Regions from separate parts of the Mus musculus genome. Here region 2 is linked to region 1. Evidence: chromatin loops called from intact Hi-C (ENCODE). Cell type or tissue: left cerebral cortex. All regions are shown on one strand. Links, peaks and the distances in the headings refer to the core of each region. The heading gives the core; the rest is flanking DNA.

Region 1 (5,370 bases), core at 177-5,176:
TCCATTTAAAAATCCTCAGTCCTGGGGTCAGTGAGATGGCTCAGCTGGGTATGGTTCTTGCCACTAAGCCTAAAGACCTGAGTTTTGAGCCCCAGGCCCCACATATCCCACCCCCAACCAAATAAATTGTAACAATGTTTTTAAAATCCCCAACACCACCATAAAGAAAAATAATTTGACTTCTAGGTTTTCAAAAGGTGGCACAGTCCTTTAATCCCAGCACTTGGGAGGCAGAGGCAGGGGGATTTCAGAGTTCAAGGCCAGTCTGGTCTACAAAGTGAGTTCCAGGACAGCCAGGGCTTATACAGAGAAACCATGTCTTGAAAAAAAAAAAAAAAAAAAACTCATGAATTTTGCCTTGGACTCCTGAATTCTGGGAATACAGGTGTGTGTCACCATATCCTGCTTTTAGGGTGTTTTTCTCATAGGAGGACAAGGAAACTTGGAAGTAATCAAGCCTAATGGGAAAATGTAGGGCAGTGGCTGAGGCAGCATGCCAGGAAGAAAGGGTCTGGCTTCCTCAGCTATGGTTCACCTCTCCCCCTCTATTTCCTTAAGACTGCTGGCCTAGAAGGATGGGGAGCATGGGTCTGACCAGCAGCAGCCTTGGCAGTTGCTACCTATGTACTATGTACTGCACCTCCCTGCAGGTCAGGGTAAGATTTCAGGGCCCTTTTAGGAGAAAAAGTCCTTGTGACCAATAAAACAAGGGACTTTGCTCAAGTTTTGACAAGTTATTTTAATTGGCATTGTATATTTCTTACTTGATCATTTTTCTGGGTAACCTGCATTTGGAATGTAAACCTGGTTATTTCCATTAAAGCAGGCTAGTTAGATTCCTCCTGTATTATTTTCTTCCAGACTCCTGCAAACGTTAAAGCTGGAGGTTAGCATTCAAACTTCCTTGCACTTGTTGACCTGCGTTAGATCAAAATTCTGGACATTGGGGTAATGGGCAACGGTGATGCATGTAATGTAATGGAGGATTACTGGTGTGCAAAGCCCCTTTTCTGTATTTCTGAAAACACCCGAAGTAGCCTTGCGCTTTTCATATTATGCAGTTACCAATGCTTGAGTAAGTGAAGAGAATGGAAAACTAAACCTTTCCCATGCCCTTCCAGGGGTTCCCTCCCTAGCCCTTCCTTCAGAATACCAAGTAGCTCAGGCTGTACTCAAAGGCGCTACATTGTCGCAGATTACTCCAATTTACACTTCCTGGTCTGTGAACTTTGTGCATCCTAGGCAAGCACTCTCCCTACCGAACCACACCACCAGCTCAAACTTACCATTGTATTTTAAAATAATTTACCCAGCTGTCTGACAGCAAGGCTGAGGTGAGAACCGCGAAGGCTCAGCTTCCGGGTTTCACTGGGAGGCTCCCCAGAGCCAGCCTCTTGCAAAAGCCGTGGTGTTCCCAGAAAAGCTGCTCGGGTCTGTAAGCTGGTTGGATGCCGGAACCTTTGGTTCCAAGCGGTGCAACGAGCCGGCAGCACCAAGGATCTTCCGGGGAGGGAAGGCGCATCGCCATGGCGGCAGCGCCGTTCTTGAAGCACTGGCGCACCACTTTCGAGCGGGTGGAGAAGTTCGTGTCCCCGATCTACTTCACCGACTGTAACCTTCGCGGCAGGTGTGGTCCTTGGCCTACCACACCCGCGCGCTCTCCCCTTCCCTTCCGGAGGGAAACCCAGGCCGTGGCCAACCGGGCCGCGGAACAAAGTTCCCGCCACTGCCAGGCCAGGGGCTGGGGAGCGAACGGTAGAGGTTGGTCTGTGCTGCTGAGCTGCCAGGCAGTCCTCACGGCCTTAGCCAAGGGAGAGCGTTTCCCCAGCCATCCGCTGGCTCACGGGTGGGACAGGGGCGGCTTCGAGCATGCGCCCATCAGCTGCTCCTGCCCAGGCTCTTCGGGGACAGCTGCTCGGTGACACTCTCCAGCTTCCTGACGCCCGAGAGGCTTCCCTATGAGAAGGCGGTGCAGCAGAACTTCAGCCCTGCGCAGGTCGGCGACAGCTTCGGACCCACGTGGGTAACGCCCAGTTTGGCGAAGCTCCGCCCCACGACCAAACCCTAGTCTGCTAGATAGCAGAGTGGCGCCCTCTGCTGAGAGAAGCTCCTTTATCCTTCGGCGTCTTCACTTGAGTATTTTCATCCCTGCTGCCTCTCCCCCTTTCCCTTTATTCTTTGACCATTTCTCTGATGCTGCACATGCATGGAGAACATCTTAAAGCCGAGGGTTTCCACTCCTAGGCCCATCAAAATGGCTCTCTTACAGATGGTGGACCTGCTGGTTTCGGGTAGAACTGGTCATCCCTGAAGTTTGGGTGGGCCAGGAAGTTCATCTTTGCTGGGAAAGCGATGGAGAAAGCCTTGTCTGGCGTGATGGGGAACCTGTCCAGGTGAGGTGTCCTCTCTTAGAGCCAGATACTGCCACAGATTAGCCTGGTTTTTGGAGAAGCCACAGCTGAATGAATGGGTCTCCAGAGTAATTTCATGATTTCGGAACTGAGGAAATTGCCAGTGTTTAGACACACCCGAAGAGGTTATCAGATCCCATTACAGATGGTTGTAAGCCACCAGAATTTGGACACCAGTGTTATAAATCCCCAGTTTTCATAAGCTAGTTTTATTGTGTATAGTACATATGTATTGGGGGAAACTTCAAATCATTCTAAAATGATATAAAGTAAGGTATTAAGTTATCTTCCCATGAATAATGAATTTCTTTTAACTGCACTTCACATTCCCCAGATGTTAAATGTTAAATGTCATACCAGGTTTAATCTTTGTAATGCTATGTGATGACACTTTATATCCATTATAGATTTTAAAAAACTAAGACATTTCTTTGTTGGTCCATGCAGCTTCCGTTTCAAAGTCCAGTAACTGGGTCCTAAAAGAAGTCAGAGCCCTAGCCGGGCGTGGTGCTGCACGCCTTTAATCCCAGCACTCGGGAGGCAGAGGCAGGTGGATTTCTGAGTTCGAGGCCAGCCTGGTCTACAAAGTGAGCACCAGGACAACCAGGGCTATACAGAGAAACCCTGTCTCGAAAAAACAAAAAAACAACAAAAAAAAAACAAACAAACAAAACAAAACAAAAAAAAGAAGTCAGAGCCCTATCCAACTTTCTTCTCTTCGATGGCACCCACCTAACTGAACACTGAGGATGAACCAATCTATCTCAAACTCCTTGGGCTTCTTTTTTAATTAATATAACCCAGAACCACCACAAATTCTAGACAAATGTTCTCACCACTGAGCTAATCCATCTCCCACCTCCCGTTTAATTCGAGAAAGGGTCTTGCTGAATGATCCCTGATAGTAGCCTTGATCTTGTTATTCTCTACCATGGACCTCCCAAGTAGCTAGAATTATAGACCTGTATTAATATATCTGCCTCACTCCATGGGGTTTTCTTTTATATATTCATGGGTAAAAAGGCTACCAGAGGGGGTTGGAGAGATGGCTCAGTGGACTGACTGCTAAGAGCACTGACTGCTCTTCCAGAGGTCCTGAGTTCAAATTCCCAGCAACCACATGTGACTTACAGCCATCTGTAATGGGATCTGATGCTCTATTCTGGTGTGTCTGAAGACAGCATACAGTGTACCAATACATACATTAAATAAATAAATCTTAAGAAAGAAAAGCTACCAACCAGGCCTCCTAATCCCTGCCCAAGATCCTTCCCATAAGACCATCTGTAGGGACCTTGAAGTTAACCCAAGACACCCCAATTCAGGTTCTTTGCACAAATGAAATTGATTTGTTTCAGAGGGCAGAGAATAAGAGACAAAGACAGGAGACCGAGGACAAGGGAGAAGGGAAAGAGGTGTTTGTCCCAGAAGACAAAGGTCTAAGAAAATGGCAGTCTATAAAGCTACAAGAAGAAAGCCTATGTTGGGATGAGGTGGTCTAATCCCAAATAAGAGAATAGACCTTGGTGGCTAGCTTTAGGGATGTAATCTAGCAGTTTTACAAGGCAGAAGGAAGTGGGAAGAAGGGCAAGGCCTGCCATAGCCGTGCTTGCCGAGCTCCAGCTCCCCAGAGTCCCTTCACCACTGCTAGCAAACATAAACTGCGTGCTGGTCACCGATGGGTGGAACACTTGCTACCAAGGTTCCCTGATTACTTTATCCTAGCCTTTCCTGGTATCGGTGATTCAGGGCAGGGCAGCTGGATGGCAGAGCCTGGCCCTCATTGGCTTTACTCGACCTTCGAATTTTCTAATGGCCTCAAGCCCGGTCTTCTCTTTTCTCTACCAGGGTTTGACCAAAGAAGGCGAAAAGACCAGTTATGTCCTGAGCGAGAGGCTGCGAGCATCAGACCCTCGGAGGTAAGCATCCGCTTACACAGATGTGTTCACATAAGTGAAATCTTAATATCTCCTTTCTCGTGGTAAATATAAAAGAACATGGGGAAATTAATTACTCCTATTATCCTTCTACCAGGGATGACCATCTTTTTTTTTTTTTTTTTTTTTTTTTTTTTTTTTTTTTTTTGGTGTTTGGAGACAGGGTTTCTCTGTGTAGCCCTGGTGCCCTGGCTGTCCTGGAACTCACTTTGTAGACCAGGCTGGCCTCGAACTCAGAAATCCGCCTGCCTCTGCCTCCCAAGTGCTGGGATTAAAGGTGTGTGCCACCACCGCCCGGCAGGGATGACCATTCTTATCATCTCCGTCTTCATAATCTCAAAATGTCTTTGAGCAGAAGCACCTTTTACTAGATGAAAGTTATTTCTCTGATATTTTACACCCTACCTTTTACATTCCATTATTTCATATTGAGGGAGCATGTTTTCTATACCATGAAAAGCTAAGATATTGGGTTTGGCTGTTTGTTGTTATTTATTTGTTGTTTTGTTTTGTTTGAAACAGGATCCCATTCTATATCCCTGGCTGTCCTAGAACTCACTATGTAGACCATGTTGGCCTTGAACTCACATAGATCTACTTGCTTCCTCCCAAGTGCTGGGATTAAAGTTGGGTGCTACCATGCATGATTATTGCAGTGTATATTTAACTGTGCATTTTTGTTTGTTTGTTTGTTTGTTTTCTTTGGCTTGGTTTAGTTTTTTTGAGACAAGGTTTCTCTGTATAGCCCTGGATGTCCTGGAACTCACTCTGTAGACCAGAGCCTCAGACTTCATAGATCCATCTGCCTCTGTCCTGCCTCTCAAGTGTTAGGATTAAAAAGGCCTCTGCCACCACTGCCCAGTGTTAACTGTATATTGTTTCAGATTCCTCCAACACTGTGAATATGGTAAGGTGGCCTTGAAGGGCAGACGGAAATAGTCATAAAATTATGAAACTGCTGAAGATTCTGGAAGAACAGACTGAGGACTCCATTGCCAGACTAGGAGGGCTGGAGTCAGAAA
Region 2 (5,370 bases), core at 198-5,197, 140 kb before region 1:
TACCAGCCCAGAGATGGTCCCACCCACAAGGGGCCTTTCCCCCTTGATCACTAATTGAGAAAATGCCTTACAGTTGGATCTCATGGAGGCATTTCCTCAACTGAAGGTCCTTTCTCTGTGATAACTCCAGCTGTGTCAAGTTGACACAAAACTAGCCAGTACAATTGACCCCTTGTCAACTTGACACACAAAAACATCACTAGTAAGCCTCAACCCTTACATTCTTATTCATCCCCAAGGTCTAAATAACTTTAAAAGTCCCACAGCCTTTACATATTCTTAAAATTTCAATCTCTTTAAAATATCCATCTTTTTTAAAATCCAAAGTCTTTTTACAATTAAAAGTCTCTTAACTGTGGGCTCCACTAAAACAGTTTCTTCCTTCAAGAGGGAAAATATCAGGGCACAGTCACAATCAAAAGCAAAAGTCAATCTCCAACTGTCCAATGTCTGGGATCCAACTCACGATCTTCTGGGCTCCTCCAAGGGCTTGGGTCACTTCTCCAGCCAGGCCCTTTGTAGCACACACATCATCCTCTAGGCTCCAGATGCCTGTACCCCACTGCTGCTGCTGCTCTTGGTGGTCATCTCATGGTACTGGCATCTCCAAAACACTGCATGACCCCTTCAGTCCTGGGCCTTCAATTGCAACTGAGGCTGCACCTTCACCAATGGCCTTCCATGGCCTCTCACAGTACCGAGCCTCAGCTGCTTTGCGTGACCCCTTCATGCCTTCAAAACCAGTACCACCTGGGTGAACCTTACATATTACCAAGTCCTGCTGCAGCAGGAGTACAACCTTGGCCATCTCTGGAACACAGCCTCTTTGTGCTTTCAGAAAACACTTCCCAGAAGATGTCACCTCAATGATGCTGGTCTCTTCTTAATCACCGCTAATTTCTTAGCTCCAGCTAACCAGCATCAATAGTCCCAGTAATGCAAAGTTTTTGCTTTGGTAGTTCTGGTATCTTGTTAATCACAGCTGATTCTTCAGCCCCAGCTAACCAGAACTACAGAATCTTCACAATCAAAACAGCAATGGCCCTGAAAAGAGTCTTTAATTTTCCCTCTGAAATTTCACAAACCAGAGCTCCATCTTCTGCGGTGTTCTCAACATTATCTTCCAAGCTCCTACACAACATCTGACAGAGCTCTTAACAACGGATGGATCTTCAAGCACAACGTTCTAAAGTCCTTCCACAGTCCTCCCCAAAACATGGTCAGATTGTCACAGGAATACCCCACTCTGCTGGTACCAATTTGTCTTAGTCAGGGTTTCTATTCCTGCACAAACATCATGACCAAGAAGCAAGTTGGGGAGGAAAGGGTTTATTCGGCTTACATTTCCATACTGCTGTTGGTCACCAAAGGATGCAGGACTGGAACTCAAGCAGGTCAGAAAGCAGGAGCTGATGCAGAGGCCATGGAGGGATGTTCTTTACTGGCTTGCCTCCCCTGGCTTGCTCAGCCTGCTCTCTTATAAAACCCAAGACTACCAGCCCAGAGATGGTCCTACCCACAAGGGGCCTTTCCCCCTTGATCACTAATTGAGAAAATGCCTTACAGTTGGATCTCATGGAGGCATTTCCTCAACTGAAGGTCCTTTCTCTGTGATAACTCCAGCTGTGTCAAGTTGACACAAAACTAGCCAGTACAACATGTATGGGTGTTTTTTTTTTCCTGATGTATGTTTATACATCACATGCTCCTTAAAAGTTCTATACTACCACGTGGGTACTAGAATTGAACCCAGATCCACTCCAAGGTCAGCCAGTATTCTTAACCACTGACCCATCACGCGAGTCCCTGAGTGTCTTCATTATTTTACTTCCTGATACATCTTCCATTATCTTATACTGTCTTATTTTAACTCCAGTGCATAGTGCAGTGTCTGGTGTGCAGATAGACTTGTTATAGACTGTCTTCCAGTTTCAATACTGAAACCAACTCCTGAGTAGGTTCCTGAGTTCAGCGTAGAGTTCATTTTACTGGTGGCAAAAGACAAACTAACATAGTTGAGGGGCAAGGAGGCATGGACATGCCTTTAATTCCTTCACTCAAGAGGCAGATCTCTGTGAGTTCAAGGCCAGCTTGGTCTACACAGCCAATTTTGGGACAGCCAGGGGTACATAGAGATCCTTTCTCAAAACTCTGTCTTTCCTGGCCCCCTGACCCTCCACACACACAAAGGAAAAAACTTAGCAGAGGTAACCCTGAAGCTGCTATTGCACTGGTGCCAAAATGGAGTTAAGAATATATATAATTTATTTTTTAAAAAGTTCTCCAAGATGGGCATCAAAACCTATAGCATTTTCTTTTCCGAAGACCCATCCCCTGGTTCTTTCTGGACTTCAGTCCTGGGGGGACTAGTTGTGGCACTCCGATTTCTTGAAATCCTTCTAGAATACTTATCTTTGGTCTAACATGATAAAAAAAATCACAGTAGGCCCAGCCCTGCCTTCTCAATGCTCCTATCCTGAGAGACCCAGACTCTGCTGTTTACCCTAGAGTAAAATCATGCATTTGCAAAGGCTGTGGGCTTCCTGAATGAATTCTGAAACAGGATGTCTCTCTCTGTCTCTTCCTCACTCTCTCTTTGTACCCGATTACAATTAGCTACAATGATGCTGGACTACAGGATACATTCATTGAGCAAAGAAATGCGGCCCTTGCTTATCTGTCAGATCCGAGGCATCTTGGACCTCACAGGCAACCTTTCAGACCCTACCACGAATAGGTAGAAGCCGCCCGTGAATACCGGGAAGGGCACCGGTCCTCGCGCAGTTTTGGATTCTTTTAACTCCCAGTCGCGTCTCCCTCCCGCTCCCGTAGGGGAGTCGCCTCTCGTCCCCGCAGCCCCTCCCCCGCCGCGCCGCTCCGTTCCGCTCAGCCTCCCCTCCTCCCAGCTCCTCTCTGTCTCCCCCTCTCGGACAACGTCCCCGTCCGGCCCGGCCCTCCCCGGCTCCTGTTTGTGAATGAGATGCTCAGTTTCTCAATGGAGCCGTGGGGGGCTCGGGCGGACGCGGCGCAGGCCGCAGCGCTGGCCCTGAGCCGGGAGGGGGACGCCTTTTCCTCGCTCGCTCGCGCCCGCCCTCCCTGTCTCCGCGGCGGCTTTTGAGGAACTGGGCCGCGAGGCCACGGAGCAGTTCGCAGGGCCCGCATCCCCGTGGACGCCCGGGCTGGGCGGTCTCGAGGCGCCGGCGAGCTCTGCCCCGGGGGTTAAGCGGCTCGGAAGGCCGACGGCCTCCAACTCCCGCCAGGCGCCTTCGCGGTGGCTGTAAAAGTTGTGGACTCCTAAAAAAGAAAGAAAGCCAAGCAGACCTCGAACTGCTGTTAGTTCCTCGCCCGCACTTTCTCCTCCTCAGGACAGGAGGGGTGGCGTGAGGAAAGGAGTGAAGCAAACAGGAGGCATTTCCTCTCCGCGGGGAGCGACAGCGGGCTCTCCCCGGCCAGCAGGAGCGGCGTTGGCAGCCGCCGCGGGCGCCGGGCGCTCGCACCATGCGCGAGCCGACCGAGAGCTGCTGAGGCGCCGGGCCACAGAAGCGGAGCGCGAGTGCAGCGGGTTCTGGCGCTCGCCCACCAGACCTGCCCCGGCGGCGGCGGGATGGAGCCGGCGACCGCGCCCCGGCCGGACATGGCGCCGGAGCTGACCCCCGAGGAGGAGCAGGTAAGCGCCGCTGCAGCGGTGGGTGTGTCCGAGCCTCCGAGGCCTAGGCCGGCCTCTGTTCGCCGGGCTGCGCTCCTCGCCCCGGGCCCTCAGCGGCTCCTGCTCGCATTTCAGGCCTGCGGGCTGGCCTCCCCGGGCCGGAGACCGCGCCCCAGGCCATCGCCCAGCCCAGCCCCGGAGCCGTGGGACCCCTGGCTCTGAGATTCTTATGCTTCGAGACTTCCGGGGGGGGGGGGGTCCGTGCTGCTCCATTTCAATGAATATTAAAGTTCCTCGAACTGGGGCGGGCTCCCCACTGGATGACTGCAGGACACCTTGTCCCAGGCCCTTCTACTCTCTGGAAGCGTTTGCATTTTTTTTTTTTTTTCTCGAGGGTCCGTTGTTTTCAAGGGCAAGGAAAGCCATTTGGGGGGAGGATTCCTAGGTGGTTGTCTCCGTTCCCAAGATGGGGGGAGGTAGCGCTGGTAAAGAGGTGGCCCAGATTCTCAAAGGAGCCCTTCAGGCTTTCAGACTGCTGTGACGGGCCTACTTGGACAGATCCTGAAAGATCTGTTCCTTTTCTAGCTCCCCAAGTCCCTGGCCTTGACCTCCCTATTCTGCTTTCCCAGGCTAGGCTCTTACCCTCGTCCCCATTTCCCTGCCCCCACCTCATCTGACAGTCTCCATCTTTCTGAAGCCCACACTGGAGTTCCATTGTCCCTTTTTAAAGCTTGAGATCTTAAATTCCCAGAAAGTAGTAGCTTGCGTTATCATTTGAGGGGTTTCTGTAAGCGAGAAGCCTAGCGAGCGCTCTTATAACTTTACACCCCCCCCCCCATATTCCAGCTGTGGAAACACGGACTAGATGAGATTCAGAACCCCACGGATTGGGCTCTTGCTCTTCTCTCCTTGGCACTGCTCATATCCAAACAGAAGCTGTGCTCAAATATGGCCATAATCTGCTTGTACCTTACAAAATAAATGAAAGAGGAAAAGGTGAGACATGCTGGTAATGATCCGTTTCACACTCTCACGCCCTAGTTCACAGGCCCACATTTGCTAACACAATCTGGAGTGGGGAGATGTCTATTTTGACAAACTAACATTGGTTTAATGGTTTTTTTTTAAAGACCTTTTTATGGTTTATTTATTTTTATTTTATTTGCATTGGTGTTTTGCTTGCATATATGTCTGTGTGGGGGTGTCAACTCACTTGGAGATGGATTATGGATACCTGTGACTGCCATGTGAGTGTTGGGAATTGAACCTAGGTCCTCTGAAAGAGTAGCCAGTGCTCTCTCCAGCCCCAAGACCTGATTTTTAAAAAGCCCTTGAATTTTCTTTTGGAAAAGTCATGCTTTCTGTGGAAATGATGTTTTTGTTTTGTTTTGTTTTTTTAATTTCCCCCAGACCTATACTCTTATTGACTTTAAATAAACTCAGCATGAGTAAAAAAAAATTTTTTTTTAAATTTACTTATTTTATGTATATGAGTATACTGTAGCTGTCTTCAGACACACCAGAAGAGGGCAGACATTCAGAAGAGGGTAGACATACCAGAAGAGGGCATTGGATCCCATTACAGATGGTTGTGAGCCACGGTGTGGTTGCTGGGAATTGAACTCAGGACCTCTGGAAGAGCAGTCAGTGCTCTTAACCTCTGAGCCATCTCTCCAGTAAAAAAAAAAAAATTTAAGAATACCTTTTTAAAAACAAATTTGCAA

Evidence for each region. Peaks named below come from ENCODE experiments on the same cell type or tissue, not always from the same donor. Only the 100,000 strongest peaks of a DNase experiment are listed, where the experiment ranks them.
Region 2: it touches region 1 in a loop (5-fold over the local background); 1 of 42 quality-filtered maps calls a loop at or near these places.

The regions. Positions count from the first base shown.
Region 1 is chr9:57,129,263-57,134,632 of GRCm38, forward strand. Man2c1 (mannosidase, alpha, class 2C, member 1) reads left to right here and starts at 1,515. Exons shown (of 26, transcript NM_028636.2): 1 at 1,515-1,627; 2 at 1,897-2,019; 3 at 2,270-2,393; 4 at 4,260-4,330. The coding sequence starts at 1,527. It overlaps Man2c1os (mannosidase, alpha, class 2C, member 1, opposite strand), which reads right to left and starts at 2,028. Exons shown (of 2, transcript NR_102289.1): 1 at 1,287-2,028; 2 at 720-865. In left cerebral cortex, for the core only: a CTCF peak has its summit at 2,095 (motif pointing left); DNase peaks (open chromatin) are centred at 1,461 and 2,027; H3K4me3 peaks cover 1,982 bases; H3K27ac peaks cover 1,755 bases.
Region 2 is chr9:56,991,990-56,997,359 of GRCm38, forward strand. Ptpn9 (protein tyrosine phosphatase, non-receptor type 9) reads left to right here and starts at 2,979. Exons shown (of 13, transcript NM_019651.2): 1 at 2,979-3,667. The coding sequence starts at 3,605. In left cerebral cortex, for the core only: CTCF peaks have their summits at 2,932 and 5,174 (motif pointing right); DNase peaks (open chromatin) are centred at 2,143, 2,917, 3,353, 3,684 and 1 more place; H3K4me3 peaks cover 2,686 bases; H3K27ac peaks cover 2,636 bases.